2 separate regions of the Mus musculus genome follow, and region 2 is linked to region 1. The links are chromatin loops, found by intact Hi-C in ENCODE. Cell type or tissue: heart. All regions are shown on one strand.

Region 1 (8,000 bases):
GTCACCATCAAGTGAGTCGCAAGCAAATGCTGGTGTGGCCCTAGGCACAGGACCCTTGGGCAGAGGTCTGCATGTAGAACAGGGTCTGTGGCATGCTGGGGGTTCCTGGGAGCCTCAGCCTAGGGCCAGGGAGCCCACAGAGGAGCCAGAGGAGCTGCTCTGCTGATTCGGGCTGTTGTCCGCTTGGCTTGGCCTGTGTTCACCAGCAAAGCTGCTCGTCCACCCACTGTTCTATCCATCCCTGCACATCCCAGGATCTGTGTTCCTCCACAGAATGTACTGGGAGGGCTATCTTCTGCCGGCTTACCTGGAGGCGCTCAGCGTACTGCTTCTGCACCTCAGGGATGGAAGCGGACACCTTCCGCTCCGCTTCTAGAAGCTTCTTCAGGTTGGCACTGGCCTCTGAGTGGATGATCTCCACGTTGATTCTGAAAGGCGCCGAGGGGCGAGATGGGTGGGGTCATCAGGCATCAGCGGACACACGGTCACAACGAGCCTGAACAGTCCCTGAGACTACGCAGGCCTCTTCAAACACCCCACTACGGGCCCTGGGTCACTCACACTTTTCACACTGCAGGTTCCAGGAGCTAGTCAGTCCTGAGGGGACCCTGTATGCTTAGGTGCCTGTTCTAGTGACACTCAACTCAGCCAGTCCTGTCAAGATGTTGGTCGGTCCCTCGTTGTAGAATAGGGCCTGTGTCATATTGGGCATAGCTGGGAGCCTTAGCAAAGCTGTTGGGCCCACTTCCATTCTTGCCTGATTAGCCCTAAGGCCTAGCAGCTACTGAACCCAAAGTTCCCGATGCAGTGGAGCACGGGAGCACAGACTTTGCCCCTGGGGTTCGCCTGCTTGCTGGGTGGTGAGACCCAAGCCACCACTCTCAAGCCTCAGCGCCTCATCTGCATCGTGAGCTGGCGTGACCTGGCTTATGCTGTGAGGAAAGTTCACTTTGTAGAGAGGCTGTGCCAGACAGTCGCCCCAACCCTTCTGGGCCTCATGTTCTGATCTAAGTCACACAGCTGACAGCTATAGCTGACACAGTCCTGACCCACCATAAGCGTCAGCATCTCTGGAGTGGTCCTGAGGCACAGGGCTATGCTTTAGCTGTTATCAGGCCCTGCTGTTCAGGAGGCTAGAATCAGTCTGAGCTGCTAAGGCACTGGGTTGGCAGGAACACCCACCCTGCAGCTTGAGAGGGTGGCTCCAGGTCCCGGGATAGCTGTAGGAGGTCCGGGTGGCTCTTCTCCACTTCCTGAAACACAGTGTACCAGTAAGATCCCTGTTGGTCCTGAGCCTGTCGTGAGTAGAACTCCCACCAGCCCTCTGACCCTCCTGGGGCCTCTACATCACGCTTGAGCCTGTCCCAACATGTATGGGGGTGGTGGTAGCTAAGGCCTGCTGAGGACAGGTAGTGTTGTGGCTCAGTCTCAAGAATAATAGGCCTGAGGACAGAGCAGAGATAGCCACAGGGAGCACCCCACCCCACCCCACCCAACTCGGTTCCCCAGAGGTCACCTCCAGCACGTGGTGCAGCAGCGTCACGCGACTCTGCTGGGACTTGGTCTCTGTGAGCTTCAGCAAGGTGCTAATCTTGAAACCATCTGCATCTCCCGTGTGGCTGCCCTGTGAGGGACAGGGAGTGAGGCACCCTGACTCTCAGGGTACGGTGGGAGGCAGGCCACAGGACAGCTCTGACTTACGTAGTTGAGGAAATTCCCGATTTTGAGGATCAGCTGACAGAAGACTGGCAACCGCTGGCTGGTGAGCAGGCCTAAGATGGATGAGCAGGGTTGAAGGAGGGCCCAAGGCCTCTGGGTATTGCCCAGGCCCATCCCAGCACCAGAAAGGAAACAAGGCCAGGGCTATGTGGGATTATGGTCCTTCACCATCCATAGGTGTAGGGACACCGGGGATACGTTCTGCAGTGTTCACGTCTGCTGGACCCTCAGCTTCAGCAGGTGTATGGCCATGACCAGGAACTTTGGGTGAGGACTCTGGGATGCTACAGGAACTCCTTCCAGTCTGTGGCACCCCCCCACCCCAAGTGCTCAGGACCCTGTCCCATGGGTGGCAGAGAGGACCTGCCCAGTGCAGTGGTTGAGATGGGAGTGGGGAGTCCCGTGCTGTGTTTGTGAGAGAAGTGAGCCCATCTGTGTCCCTGCACTGTGGCCAAGCAGGTTTCTCCCATTCTTTGTTCACAGAAGGCGGATATATGATTGTCAGTGTATGTATACCCTTGTGGCTCTGTGTGTCTGAGTGGCTGTATATGAATATATATGCACGCATGCTGTTCCTGTGGGTATGGAGTGTGTGCCCTCATTCAAGTGTGCAATGAGTTGAGTGTATAGGACCGAGTGTGTGTGTGTGTTAGCAGCAGAGGTGACTATGGGTTTCGGTGGCAAAGCTGGCACCTCACGTGGCCATTGTGACATGGCTCCAGCAGGGGCTGACACACGTGGAAGGCCCATCCCTCCCAGCCCCGTAGGCTTCTGGGCCCCACTCACTCTCGCAGGCAGTGAGCACCAGCTGGGCCTTGGGCCGCACCATGTCCAGGACGATGGCCGTTCCCTCACACAGCATCATGCACTCCACCCGCAGCGGGTAGCTGGTGCACAGGAGGGGGTTAGGGCCTGGAGGTTCCACCATGCTTGCCACTGGGAACATGCTCTGCCCTTGGTGGGTGGGCTGAGGGAGAGTCCCCATAGCCTGGGCTGAGAACATATACATTCCTAGGCCTGTGCCCAGGACAGAAGTCAGGCCCGGGCAACTTGGTAGCAGCCCAGGATGCCTGGAGCTTCTGAGGAAGTCTCTGGCCTCAGGGCATAAGAGGTCTCACCTCTGCTCTGAGAGGGGCTGAGAAGCAGGAGCAACGCTTAGGCGTCAGGCCAGATGACTCATTCCCAGTGCCCTAGGGACTCTGTTTCAGAGACAGCTGCCTTCCTGCCCTGCCTTCCTCCCTCACCCAAGCTCGGCTCCTGCCCTGCTCTCTCCACCTTTCCTTCCTCACGGGTTAAGCAGGATCCCAGGGCCACCATGCTCACCAGGGAATGTCCAGGAGCAGAACATAGAACTGGTCAGCATTGGACAACTTGGCTCGCTCCTCAGTGAACGCCCGTAGGTTCTCAATCTGCAGGAGGGCCACATGTAGGAACCAATCGTCTGCCCAACCGGCACCTGCCTGCCTCAGCTCCTCATGAAGAGCCATGGGGCTCCAGCCTTGGGTCTCCACCAGGGTGAGGTGGGTCAGGTCTGGGGCTCCAGCCTTGGGTCTCCACCAGGGTGAGGTGGGTCAGGTCTGGGGCTCCAGCCTTGGGTTTCCCCTGGGGTGAGGTGGGTCAGGTCTGGGGCTCCAGCCTTGGGTCTCCCCCGGGGTGAGGTGGGTCAGGTCTGGGGCTCCAGCCTTGGGCCTCCCCTGGGGTGAGGTGGGTCAGGTCTGGGGCTCCAGCCTTGGGTTTCCCCTGGGGTGAGGTGGGTCAGGTCTGGGGCTCCAGCCTTGGGTCTCCCCGGGGTGAGGTGGGTCAGGTCTGGGGCTCCAGCCTTGGGCCTCCCCTGGGGTGAGGTGGGTCAGGTCTGGGGCTCCAGCCTTGGGCCTCCCCCGGGGTGAGGTGGGTCAGGTCTGGGGCTCCAGCCTTGGGCCTCCCCCGGGGTGAGGTGGGTCAGGTCTGGGGCTCCAGCCTTGGGCCTCCCCTGGGGTGAGGTGGGTCAGGCCTTTGCTATCCCTGCTTCCTGGGGTTGATCAGGGCCCCGGCTCACCTCATGCTTCTCTGGAAGAAGCTTTAGAAGCTGTTTGAGGACCTCCACATCAAACTTGCTGGTGTCTCCAGCCTGGATCATGCTGGTGACTTCTTCATTGGAACTGGAGGGGGGGGGCAGGGGTGAAGAAGCAGGAAATTTCCCTGTCTCCTGCCATGCTTAGAGATGGGGGTGGCTGGTGGGCACCCGAGGCGCTACTGGAGGGACTCTTAGGTAAGGGTTTGGAAACTGGGAGGCAGGGCTGTCTTCCCTTGACTTGGCCACAGCTTGTCTATGGTCTATCAGTGATTTTCTGGGCATCGCTTGTACTCTGGCATGTAGGAATCTTAGATAAGACTATGGTAGCTACCCACAGCCTCCTGCCCTGGGGATGGAGCATGCATGGACCTGGCCGGCCTGCAGAGGGCACTGCTGGGCAGGGCTGGGATGCCGGGCAGAGCTGGCTGCTCGGCTGGGGCTGAGTTTGGCAGCAACACTACTCCCTCACTCACCATTTAAATTGCTTCAGGAAGATGTTGAGGTTCAGGCTCTTCTTGGAGTCCAGAAAAGTGACCTAGAAACCCCCATTTAGCTGGTATCTGGAGGGTGGGCAGAGGATGTCTCACACACACACACACAGACACACACATACATACACACAGACACACACAGAGACACACACACACAGACACACACATACATACATACACACAGACAGACACACACATATACACACAGACACACACAGACACACATACACACACACAGAGACATACACAGACACACACACATACTCTCACACACACACACAGGGAGGAGAGAGAGGTCAGGCCCTGTCATTAGTCTTACTTCTTTGGGCTCCTTCCTGGCGGGGGCAGCAGAGGGCTCCTTGGGCTTAGCCGTGGGGAAGGAGAACAGCTGCTCAATGCTGGAGAAGTCGGGCTCCACTGCGGCTGTGCAGGGGCTGCCCAGTGTGGCCCACATGGAGTTGCGCTCTGCGGGGCAGGCAAGGCTCTGCTGAAACCCATGCTTACTGCGGGCCTGGGGCTCCAGCTGGGCCAAGCGAGGCCTCTGAGGACTGAACAGGACGTGCATGGAGCCCAGCCGGGGTTGAATGCATCATCCACCCTCCACGCTATGTACACATGTGTGGGCACACACGTCCATGCTGGCAGGTGACCAGGTCTCTCCCTGCCTTGCCTTCTGTCGGTTTCAGCACCTAACACCTAGGCCACTGTGCAGAGAACCTTAGAGAGGGCAGGGCAGGGCCTATAGCAGCAGACACCTATGACCCACAGGGCTGTGTACTGGATGAGACTATATCCTCTGAGGTGGCCTTTAGTCCCATGTAAGACAGGTAGGAACGAAGCCTTGACAGGGCCTGGCTGCCTTGGCTAAGCAAAGGTAGGCGCAGGAACGGTGGACACTCGTAGGGAGAATGACCAGTATGTACCAGTATGTACCTACCCTCTTCAGAGGCTGGGCTGGAACAGGGAGGGGCTCACCTCGTGCCACATTGGATGGCAGCTTCTGCCAGTTCAGCTTCTTCATTCTCAGTGTGGGTGGATTCACTCTGCGGTGACTGGGGACCCAGGCTGAGCCCAGGCTGTGGTCGACCTGGGCCACAATGATCTCCTCCACACCACCCATCATGGAGGGGACAGAGAAACCAGGCAGGGGAGGAGGTGGAGGTATCTGGCCTGCTCTGGGTAGTGGGGGAGGGGGAGGAACTGGGCACATGCCAGGGAGTGGGGGTGGGGGCGGGGGCTGGGTCTTGTGGGAATCAGGCAGAGATGGAAGTGGCGGAGGGGGTGGGGGAGACACAGCCCCTGTACCTGGTAGGGGAGGTGGGGGTGGGGGTGGAGGGGGAGATATGGTCCCTGAGCCTGGCAGAGGGGGTGGCAAGGGGGGAGGGGGAGGAGGAGGGGGAGGGGGAGATGTGGTCCCTGAGCCTGGCAAAGGGGGAGGCAAAGGGGGAGGGGGAGGGGGAAGGGGAGATGTGGCCCCTGGGCCTGGCAGGGGGGGTGGGGTTGGAGGGAGCACAGGGGTGGAGCTGGAGAGTGGTGGGGTAGGTAGAGGTAAGGCTGTTATGCACTGCTCAAGGGCTACTGGCTGTGGCGCTATGTCAACACTGGAGCTCTGGATGCTGCCCACGTGTTGGCAGGGAGAAGCCACTACTGGCTGCTGGCCTTCCACTTTAGTTGTGGGAGTAGTAGTGTTTTGGGAGGAACTGCCCTGATTCTGGACTGAGTTGGTCTGGACACTCTTGTGGGCCTTGTCCAGGGGGCTTGGTCGGGGCCGCCCTTTGATGGACAGCAGTCGTTCAACCACCTCCTCCAGGGTGCAAGCCTGGGCTGCAGGAAGGAAGTGTGCAGAGTCAAGGGAGAGGGCCAGAGATGGAAACAAGGCAAAGGGTGGCCACCTCCCACATGGCCTCCCCACATAGCCAAAGACCTCGGGGTCTTCACGACGGGTTGTGCCCTGTGGCACGCCTCAGTCCTCCCAGCTTCTCACCATCACTGGCCAGGAGCACAGCCCGGTTCACCAGGTTTTCCAGGGCCTCCCAGAGCAGTTGGCCTGAGCGGCCAGCAGGCTCCAGGTGCATGAGACCCTGCAATACTGACAGCAGCTGGGCCGACGCTGGAGAACAGCTCACCTGAATTGACCAAAAGGGACAAATGGCTATCCTCTCATGTGCCAGGGGCATCCTGTCCTACAGCCCTGTCACTTCACTAAAGCCCTGGTGATGAATGACTCGGTGGCAGGATTACTGGTGGCACCGAGACATGCTATGAGACATTAAATGGCACCCCTGGTCTCTACCTATTACTGTCACCCTGAGATGACAGCTGCTGCATTCAATAACTGAGACTGAGGGGCCAGGAAGATTCAGTCTACTGAACCCTCCTTACCAGGCCACAGAGCTCTCTGAAGTCCCCAATAATGACCACCTAGCTGTGATGCAGGAAGGCATGGCCAACTCGGATAGCTTTGATCTTTGGAAGCTTTGTCCCGGGACCTGCATCAGAACCGCTTCCCCAGGACAACCCAGCCTCTGCCTTGTGGTACCAGCTCTGTGCCGCTGCCCCGGCCATCATTGGGTTGACCCAAGCAGAGGCCCTGGCCCTAGATAGCCAAGCCCCACCTTGTGGAACAGGGACGCAAAGACTTCCTGGTGGCTGTTCATGTTGATCCCATCGCTAATTCGCTGAAGTTCCTCCTCGTCCTCCGCTTTGGCCTCTTCGAAGGCTTCCAGCTGGATCAGCAGATCCGCATCCTCCAAGTCTCTAAGGGAGAAGGATAATTGGCTGAGCGGCTGTCCCACTGGAATCCCTACCCACAGATCCAGCCTGGGCACAGCCCACGTGAGCACACTGGACCTAGAAGGCCCAGGTCGACTGACTCTGTGGCCAGCCTGAGGCTCTGCAGCCTGAATGGCAGTTGGAGTGGTAATTCATGGGTCTGAGCCTCCCACCCTGCCAGGCTGCCCAGAGGATACCTGGGCATCTACAGGGATGGGGTAGGGTAGATTCTCATGATGGATGCAGAATGGGGTTGGGCCACCATGAAACATGAGAGGGGAGGGGATTAGCCTGAGTCAGATGTCAGGAGTATAAACTGGGAGCAGGTGCTGACACCACCACCTCTGCCTGTCCAATAACTGCCCCCCTCACTGTCCCCCTGGAGACAGGTCCCAGAGCTTTGCAACGGGGCTACTTCCACAATAGTGGAGTCAGTAAGGCTGCCCACGCTGATTTCCTGGAAGTAAAGAGCCCCCAGTGGGCTCTGACTTGACTATAGTCAGGACTGGGCTCCCAACTTTGGAGATGCCAGGGCCAGCAGACAGACGCCAGGCTGTGCTATACCAGAGCTCCAGAGCAAGGGGTGCAACCATCAGAAGTATGTACCACACTACAGCGACGACATGCTGCACATCCGAATCCCGAGTGAACAGGAAGCCCTGGGCTAACCTGCCCATATGGCTCCGACGGGCAATGCCCAGGAAGGCGTCTAGCCTGAGTCCTAGGTTCACTTCTGGAAGCAATCTCTCAGCACATCTGGAGATACTGCCTGGAGATCTGGGCCAGGTGGTGGGAACCCCAAGAAAGGACCGGGGAGAGAGCAGCTGGCAGAACCAGCCACAGCAGGGACTCACCGTAGCCGGGTCAGAATATCCAGCAGCTGTAGCCCTGGAATGGATGGATAGATGGATGGATGGGGTTAGAAAGTCTGGAGACTGCCTCTGACCTATCTCTGTCTCCAGTTC
Region 2 (8,000 bases), 100 kb after region 1:
TGGTCCTAAGAGCCTCCAGGTAATGTGGACCAAACTTGGCTGGGAGGATGAGACTCTTCCGTAGGACAGAGTCTTGTCCCTCCTGAGGAGCATTCCTTGACACCAGTCTTTCATTGTTCATATGAATTTGAGAGCTTTTGTCCACAAACTGGGAGTCACCTCACTGTGTGCAGATTGAGGCAGGAGGGAGCACCCTGAGACAGGTGACATGGCGGTGGTCAGTGGGAAGATAGCCTGATCTGACTCCTCTGGCCTTCGGGGCTTTCCTGTAGGAGAGGCAGCCTCATGGCGGACATGGTCTAGCCAGGTTGACCCAAGGGAAGTTCCCTAGGGAGGACCCATGTGTGTGGTCCGTGTATGGGACCACCAGAGGCTGGGGCACCAGGGGCCATGAAGAGCCCCTGCGCTTGCAGGTGGGGATCTTGTTTACACAGGGATGACTGTTCTGCACGAGTCAGGCTACAGACCCAGGCCGTACCAGCATCACGAGGCCTGCAGTTTCCAGCTACCCAGGGCTCCTTTGGGTGTTTGCCCTCCGGCGGAATGGTCCAGGCTGATTGTCTGCTATGCTAAATGGGCTCTGGCTGCCAAGGCATAGAGGTGCAGAGAGAACGATGCCTTCTATCACATACTCAGCCAAGACCTGTGGCAGGATTTAGGGGACTGTAGGTGACTTGACACATCATAACACTTGGAGGAGATCTAGCATAGTCTTGAGTCCACACTAGAGGCCAGGTCTGGGCACCGTCTCTTGTGGACCAACTGGAGTCTCTGAACCTGTGATCCAGTTCTTGATGCTCCACTGTTTCTAACCGTGAATGGCCTCTGCTCAGGCTTCTATAGACTAGCATGTGACTTTGTCTAGCTTCATCTTCTCCAGGGTCCTGCTTGGCTACCAGGCATTATTGGCAAGGGCCAGGTGGCTGCCTGGCTGCTGTCCTTCACCCTGTCCCCTATATGATCCAGGTGGCAGTGAGCCAACTGTGCCATCAGTGCTTACCAAAACCCACAGTGTGGGACTGGGGCACAGCTCTGCTGAGCTGCCCCATGCCGCAAATACCTATCACACCCAGGGACATGAGGCCAGTGCAGGCATACCTTAGTCTGTGTCTGCAGGCCAAGCATGGAGCCTGGAGTGTAGGAGTCACCACACAATGACAAGTGTCTGGACCATGAGGTTTATAATTCTGTGGCTGCACAGCTGGCCTTACTTTGACTGTTGACTCATAACCTGGTCTGCGGAGGTCAGCAAGGGGTCAGGTGGCCTATGGAAAACAGTGATGTCATCACAATTACCAGTCAGACTGCAGAGGCCAAGTGAGCAAGTGTCAGGCCATCAGAGGGGACTCGGGAGTCTCAAAGGGGCAGGGCAGGCATTTACAGTGAGATCATGTGGTAGACAAGGGCCTGCAGGGCCACTGGATATCCAGCCTGTGGAGGATGCCAGGCTTGCCAGCCCTGGGACTTACAGGGCTTATCTGGCTATGTTCCAGGCATTCTCATTCTCTGATTCTCAGATTAGGTGCCAACCCCGGAGGTCACTGAGGTGCTTTCCAATCAGTCCTAGGGCTACCCTGTAGCCTCTTCATGGACTCTCGTGGTTGGTGCTGAACATATGGGCCATATTCTACCATGTAGAGAGCATGTCTGTCATGCTAAGCGGGCTCTGGCTGCAGAGATATAGAGATGCAGAGAAGCAGAGTCCAGGGCAACATTGTAGAGGCGGGTGTACCATTTTGTGAATGATCCATGACACCTAGAGTTTCAGGGACATCCCTCAGGGAGATGGGAGGGCCCAGGTGAGCTGTATGCCTAAGGCTTTGCTCAAGAGCAGCTCTTCGGGTTGGGGTTGGTTAGCAGTCTGTGAGGGTCGGACTGAATAGTGAGCACTGGCTTAGCATAACCCATCTGCCTGCTCACACCTGTCGCTCAGCCTTCAAATTGCTCCCAGGGCTTCCCAGGATAGCTGTCGCCATGGAGACAGCACATCCAAGGCTGGGCACCCTGAGATGCAATGAGAGGAAGATGGGTTAACCCTGTGTGTGCTGTGCCTTTCCACCCACTCTCCTGTGTTGGCCTGTCCTTGGAGTGTGTGTTCAGGGACAGGGAGGAGTGGCATTCTAAACCCAGGAAACAGGATCCAGGTGTGGCTCTGGGCACATGAAGTTCTTCAAGGGTCTGGAAGGCCTAGCATATTATATTAAAAACAAACCCCCAAAAGTCAAACAAACAAACAAACAAACAAACAAACCCAACCAACCAACCAAACACAGACAAACAAAACAACAGTAACAAATCAAGAACTGGAGACGTCAGCCTGGCGGTGATCCAGCTTCGTGGGCTTTTCGCTAGGACCAGAGCTCCTGCATCTCAGATCTGCAGTCTCAAACTCACTTCAGGGATGTTGTCAGGAAGTGTCAGGCACTGAGGACACTGCTGGACAGGGACCTTGGAAAGATTGCAGGGGGCTGGCTGTCCAGCAGAGGGAGGGATAGATACCCCCTTCAAGGGGTTTTGTCCATAACCCCCAGTTCTCAGCTGTCCTGTGAGATGGATTTCTGTGCCTGGACAGTCCTGTGCCCTTGCCTCTGCCCATGGGGACTTGGGGGTGGCTGTCCTTGATCACCCTGTCTTCCTTGGTGGGGACAACATAGCCAGAGTGGGTGTGTGAGCATATATCAGTGTCTTACCTATTACAGCTGCAGGTGAGCTCACTGAGGGGCTGGGAGGCCAGTGGGCCCTTCTCAGTCCAGGTCTGTGCTGAGACAGTACAGGGTGGCCAGTGAGCACTCCAGGGTACATGGGCTCGAAGTTCACAGTCCCTCACCCACATAAGTCTTTCCAGTGATCCATGGGAGAAGCTCTGAGAACATGACTCAGAGGGAGAAAGTGAGGCTCAGATGAGCGGGTTTCATTTTCTGGCGTTTAGCTCATCCATCATGAAGGGAGGCAGGAGCCCAAGGTCGGGGCATGGAGCAGATACTGCAGCAAAGGCCATGGAGGAACACTATTTACTGGCTTGTTCCCCGGGGTTTGCTCAGTCTGCTTTTTTATACAACCCAGGATCACCTGCCCAGGGGTGGCACTGTCCAGAGCAGGCTGGGCTCCCCATATCAATCATCGATCAAGATTGCTCATAGATTTGCCCACAGGCCAGTTTGGTGGAGGCATCTTCTCAGTTAAGGTTCTCTCTTTCCAGATGGTCCGAGCTTGGGTCAAGCTACAGAAAAACTAACTACCACAGGACCACAGTGTCCTTGTCACCATTTCTGGCTAGGGGATCTAGGGATCGTGTGGGGAGGATCAGAAGGGACATGCCAGCCCGAGGCAGTCTCTGGAAGACCAGGAATATGTCCCCTTTTCCATTTCCCTGTCCCTATCTGGAGCAAAATGCATTGCATTCTTGTCTTCGTCCATGCTGGAAGAGGAAGGCACCGAGTCCCTGCTCCGGGCCACATAAAAGCAGTGGATATCAGGTCTTGCCCTGGTTCCTGTCAGCCTTGGGACAGAGGGTGGCTAAAGGGAAAGCCAGTATAGTTGTCAGGTGGGCAGGGCTAAGAGCTGCCATGAGTGACATTTGTGGCCACGGATGACAGACAGGCACAGTGTGGTGAGCTCAGTAGGTGATCTGTGGGCAGTGCATATAGCTGCTCACAGACAGGGCCAGCATCACACAGCACCCCCTGGGGGTTGTGTAGCTATAGCAGGATACCACTCCTCGACTGCCCTTCATGCCGTGACTACCCATGTCAGCCCCATGGTCACCAAGCTTTGTGGCTTCACAGGCAGCCCTGTGTGATCCCAGGGCAGCTGGGTATCACTTGTGGCGAGTTGGGGAGAGGTGACCTGAGTTACTCTTAGCTTATTCACCTTGAGTGTCAGGGTTACACCATTCCTGTGCCTCTGCCCTCCTTCTGTGTTCAGCACAGGGCTGCCGTAGGGTCAAGAGGGCTTGTGGAATGAATGCATAAGTGAACAAGGCCACCAGCAGTGCAAATGGCTGTTAAGTCATGGCAACCATTGTTTCGTGGCTGTTTGTTTTTAAGACCCATCTAACAGTTTCTCACCTTGAATCCACTTTTGTCACAACGTTTAGTATCTGAGTACAAATGACCTGGACCTGGTATCCATCCCACCACGGGCTGGAGGTGGGCAGGGTCCTTAATTGGCTGCTCTGTTCTCTGCTGTGGACCTCCCACAGTTTGGTGACCTTGGAGAGTATGGTGGGGTGAGAACTCCCACATGCTCTCTTTCTCTGAGGAGGGAAGTGGGGCTGGGTTAATGTGTGACCTGGATTCAGGCAGCAAAGGGCAAGGGAGACGGGTTTTCTCCTCTTGCTTGTACCCTTCTTTACATAGGGCTTAGAGGGCCTGGTGCTCACACCGTGGCATTTGGGATTTCTGTGTATTTGAGGGGACACGGATCCATAGCTGTGACATGGAGTGACTAAGTGAGTAGGTGGTCTTAGAAGGACTCATGATCTTGAGTTCTTGACTTGGCCCTGGTTCCCCGGTACATCAGTGGTGGCAAGTCCCCAACTCCCAGTCTGCGAGAGAACAAGATGGCAGCTCAACATCGGAACATTTGCAGGGATGGCAGCAGAGGAGATGGAAGCAGCCCTCTGAGCCCCATTCCATCCCATCAGGGCCCCAGGTGCTCACCAGAAAACCTGGACATCCCCCCTCCTGTTTCAAGGGGAGCTATTTGGGGTCAGACCTTGAGTGGCTCCTTCAGCATCCATCTCTTGACTCCACTGCAGCTCCTTCTTCTACGCCTTCCTGAACCTCCTGGTCAGTGCCTTTGTGGTCTTCCTGGTCTTCATTGCCAGCACCATCGTGAGTGTGGGCTTCACCATGTGGTGTGACACCATCACTGAGAAGGGCTCCACACCCCACAGGTATGCCTCACCCCTGCTTCATCAGCCACCTACAAGACCCACCTTTACCTGGGTCCCTATGTTTTTCTTCCTGAATCTGAGGCTTTGCCCACCTGTGCCCCACCCCTACACCTGTTGCCTTTTCCCTAAGACCCACCCACCTGCGCCCCACCCCCGCACCTGTTGCCATGCCCCTAAGACCCGCCCACCTGCGCCCCCCCCACACCTGTTGCCATGCCCCTAAGACCCGCCCACTCAATGTCAGGCACCTCTTTGGTCTAGTAGCCCTACAGCATTACACATGGAAGGTCCCTGTGGGCCGAGAGGCACCAGATGGGATCCTGCAGTTGACACCGCCTGGCACACTTGCTAGCCTTAGCTCGCTCTGAAGCTAACTCCACTGTGTCGCCATGATGTTAGTTTGTGGTTGGTGAGTGGAGATTGCCCTCATGGTGTCCCTGTGACACTTATGCAGGGACACAGTGCAATGTGCCTCAGGGGGCATCACATCCATCTCAGACTGGGAACTGCAGGACTGACTAGACAGAGCAGCTCATGACCCCGAGTGCCGGACAGACAGTGACAAGATAGTGCTCCGGGCCAGTCGTAAAGGTCTGCAGCTCCTCTTCTTTGAAGCCTGTCTTGCTCCACCCAGTGAGGGGCCAAAGCTGACCCCGAGTGGAGTTCCTAGAGGCATCTGTCCCTTTGGGTACTGGCCCCTCTGTCTTAGGGTTTTGACTGCTGCAATGGAACACCCCGGCCAACGCGTCTTGGGGAGGAAAGGGTTTATTCAGCTTACACTTCAATATCACAGTTCCTCATCAAAGAAAGTCAAGACATGAACACAGCAGGGCAGGGACCTGGAGGCAGGACCTGAGGCAGAAGCCACTGGAGGGGTGCTGCTTACTGGCTTGCTCCTCTAGATCTGCTCAGCCAGGGGTGGCCACGCCCACAATGGGTGGGGCTATTTCCCACCAATCACTAAGTAAGAAAATGTCTTACAGGCTTGTCTGCAGCCTGGAAGCATTTTCTCAATTGAGGTTCCTGCCTCTCGACTTTAGCTTGTATCAGGTTGATCTAAGACGCCACTCAGTGGTTAGGGGAAGTATTCTCTGCATCCTAGCTCTGCTGCCTTTTGACTTGGGGGCTCAGGGGCTCGGGGCCTGGGGGGCTCGGGGGCTTGGGGGCTCAGGGGCTCACAAGTCACCAGCCACTTGGCTTCGTGCTATTTTAGCTGCGAGGAGTTCCAGGAAACGGACTTGGAGCTGAACGTCGACAACTCTGCCTTCTACCATCAGTTTGCTATCGCCCAGGTAGGCGGGGTCTCGGGCAGGTAGGCGGGGTCTGTCTCTGGCCGGAAGGGAATGGCTCTGTTGGGGTGAGGGGTGAGACCTCGACAGATAGAACAGACTCCCGGATCCCAGATAAGGAAACAGACTCAGATACGGTGGGGCCATGCCGGGGAGGTGCAGGCTGTGGAGCAAGAGATTTCCTAGGAGAGGTTAGGAGAGTGGGGTCTCTGAGCAAGACTTGTGTCAGGGGTTGGGAGATAGGGGAGTCAGCAAAGGCAGACATGAGGAGCGACCTCAGGGGCCAGAGAATGGAAAGTGCTGGGTGGCTGAGAGGGAAGGGGGTTGGGGAATGGGAGATGGCAGATTGTGCTGGAAATGGGGCCTAGGGTCTGTGGTTGCTAGTGGGACAGAGTCTGGTCTGGTTCCATTCAGGGAATGCTGGAGGGTCCCTGAGCCACTTGCTACCGTGAAATGCGGTGTCTGTCCTAGGGAGATCCCAGCCTCACCTTGCTCTACCTTGCATGTGACTTTGGGGACCTCGAGGGCCCTGGGAAAGCTTTAGGATTTTCCTGTCTCTGGACTTTGCGTTTGTACCTCAAGCAGAGGTGGTGCAGGGTAGAGACACCTAGGTGGGGGGAATGGACACCTGTCCCTTCCCACACTGCCTGTGGCTTTCATCCTCCGTGACACCCTCCCATGCTCCATGCTGGCTTCTGGAGGCTCTGGTTTGTCAAACACTAGGCTGAGATGGTCCCTGTCACTGTCAACGCCTTTGGAAGTCCAAAAGTTCTTTGCAGAAATGAGCTGAAACGGTCAAAGAGACCTTCACGCCAACGTTAGCCTAAGATGCTTTAGGACTAATTTGGACCAATTAGACAGAGGCATGCGCAATCTGAAGACCAGCACGCTCAAATGAGAATTGGTTTGATGCTGTGCAGACCTGGAGTTGATTACATTGTTTCTCCTTCAGCTGTTTGGAAACAGCAGATAAAGGTCAATTTATTCCTCTGACTAGAGGGGCTCCCTGATCTATAGGCATTCCTTAGAGCCCAGAGTAGTGGGGGAGGGGAGAGCTCCGCCCAGGGCCTGCTCCTCCATAATGGCCAAGCCCCCAAGGCTCTGCACAAAGCTGGGTTCTTGTGACTATAGGACATAATGATCACTGCAGAGAATAAGCCAAATGTGGGTGTGCATGGGCTCTCAGGTCCCTGCTGCCCGCCTGCCTGCTCTTGCCTTAATGTTCCCTTCCCTTTCCCACAGAGCTAGAGCGAGGAGGTGGGTACTGAGCACACTGGGCAATGAGCCACACTCCCCCTGACACTTCTCTGCCTTCCATGCAGTTTGGACTGTGGGCCTCCTGGCTGGCCTGGCTGGCGATCACCACTCTGGCTTTCCTGAAGGTTTATCACAACTACCGCCAGGAGGACCTGTTGGACAGCCTGGTTCACGAGAAGGAGCTTCTGCTAGCCAGGCCTACCTCCCGCACCTCCTTCCAGGGGGAGAAGAGTGCTGTCATCTAGGCTGTGCAAGGGTGGCCCCCTTTCCTGAGGCCTGCATGGGGAGGGGGCGCTGGGGACCCATCCAGGCTGGCCAACACAGCTCTGCATGTGTCTCTTGGCCCCGCCCACCGTGAGCAGGGCACCTGAGTTCCCATGGAGAGCCTGACAGTGATGGGGCAGAGATCCAGAGACTTGGGGAGGGGGTGACTTCCAGCTTCCAGTCCTGGCCTTTGACGCATACTCCTTCACCCGTGTGACCCTTTGTCTATATATGTGCATGCATGTGAGCATGTGTGTGGATGGGGGTGTGAGTGCAGAACCGAGGTGCCGTCG

The links. Peaks named below come from ENCODE experiments on the same cell type or tissue, not always from the same donor. Only the 100,000 strongest peaks of a DNase experiment are listed, where the experiment ranks them.
Region 2: a loop joins it to region 1, with 2.4 times the contacts of the local background. A loop is called at or near these places in 5 of 42 quality-filtered maps.

Annotation. Positions count from the first base shown.
Region 1 is chr12:112,602,101-112,610,100 of GRCm38, reverse strand. Inf2 (inverted formin, FH2 and WH2 domain containing) reads right to left here. Exons shown (of 23, transcript NM_198411.2): 5 at 7,890-7,923; 6 at 6,879-7,020; 7 at 6,248-6,389; 8 at 5,239-6,087; 9 at 4,583-4,728; 10 at 4,246-4,307; 11 at 3,755-3,857; 12 at 3,043-3,128; 13 at 2,506-2,606; 14 at 1,702-1,772; 15 at 1,517-1,624; 16 at 1,183-1,253; 17 at 308-428. Among named protein-coding and RNA genes, the nearest start is that of Gm30048, 9.1 kb to the right of the region's middle. In heart, a CTCF peak has its summit at 4,141 (motif pointing right); a DNase peak (open chromatin) is centred at 4,150; H3K27ac peaks cover 963 bases.
Region 2 is chr12:112,501,431-112,509,430 of GRCm38, reverse strand. Tmem179 (transmembrane protein 179) reads left to right here. Exons shown (of 4, transcript NM_178915.3): 2 at 4,760-4,897; 3 at 6,111-6,189; 4 at 7,509-8,000. The coding sequence ends at 7,688. Among named protein-coding and RNA genes, the nearest start is that of Tmem179, 5.7 kb to the left of the region's middle. In heart, a CTCF peak has its summit at 3,681; no DNase peak of the experiment used is centred here; H3K4me3 peaks cover 851 bases; H3K27ac peaks cover 1,774 bases; H3K27me3 peaks cover 4,332 bases.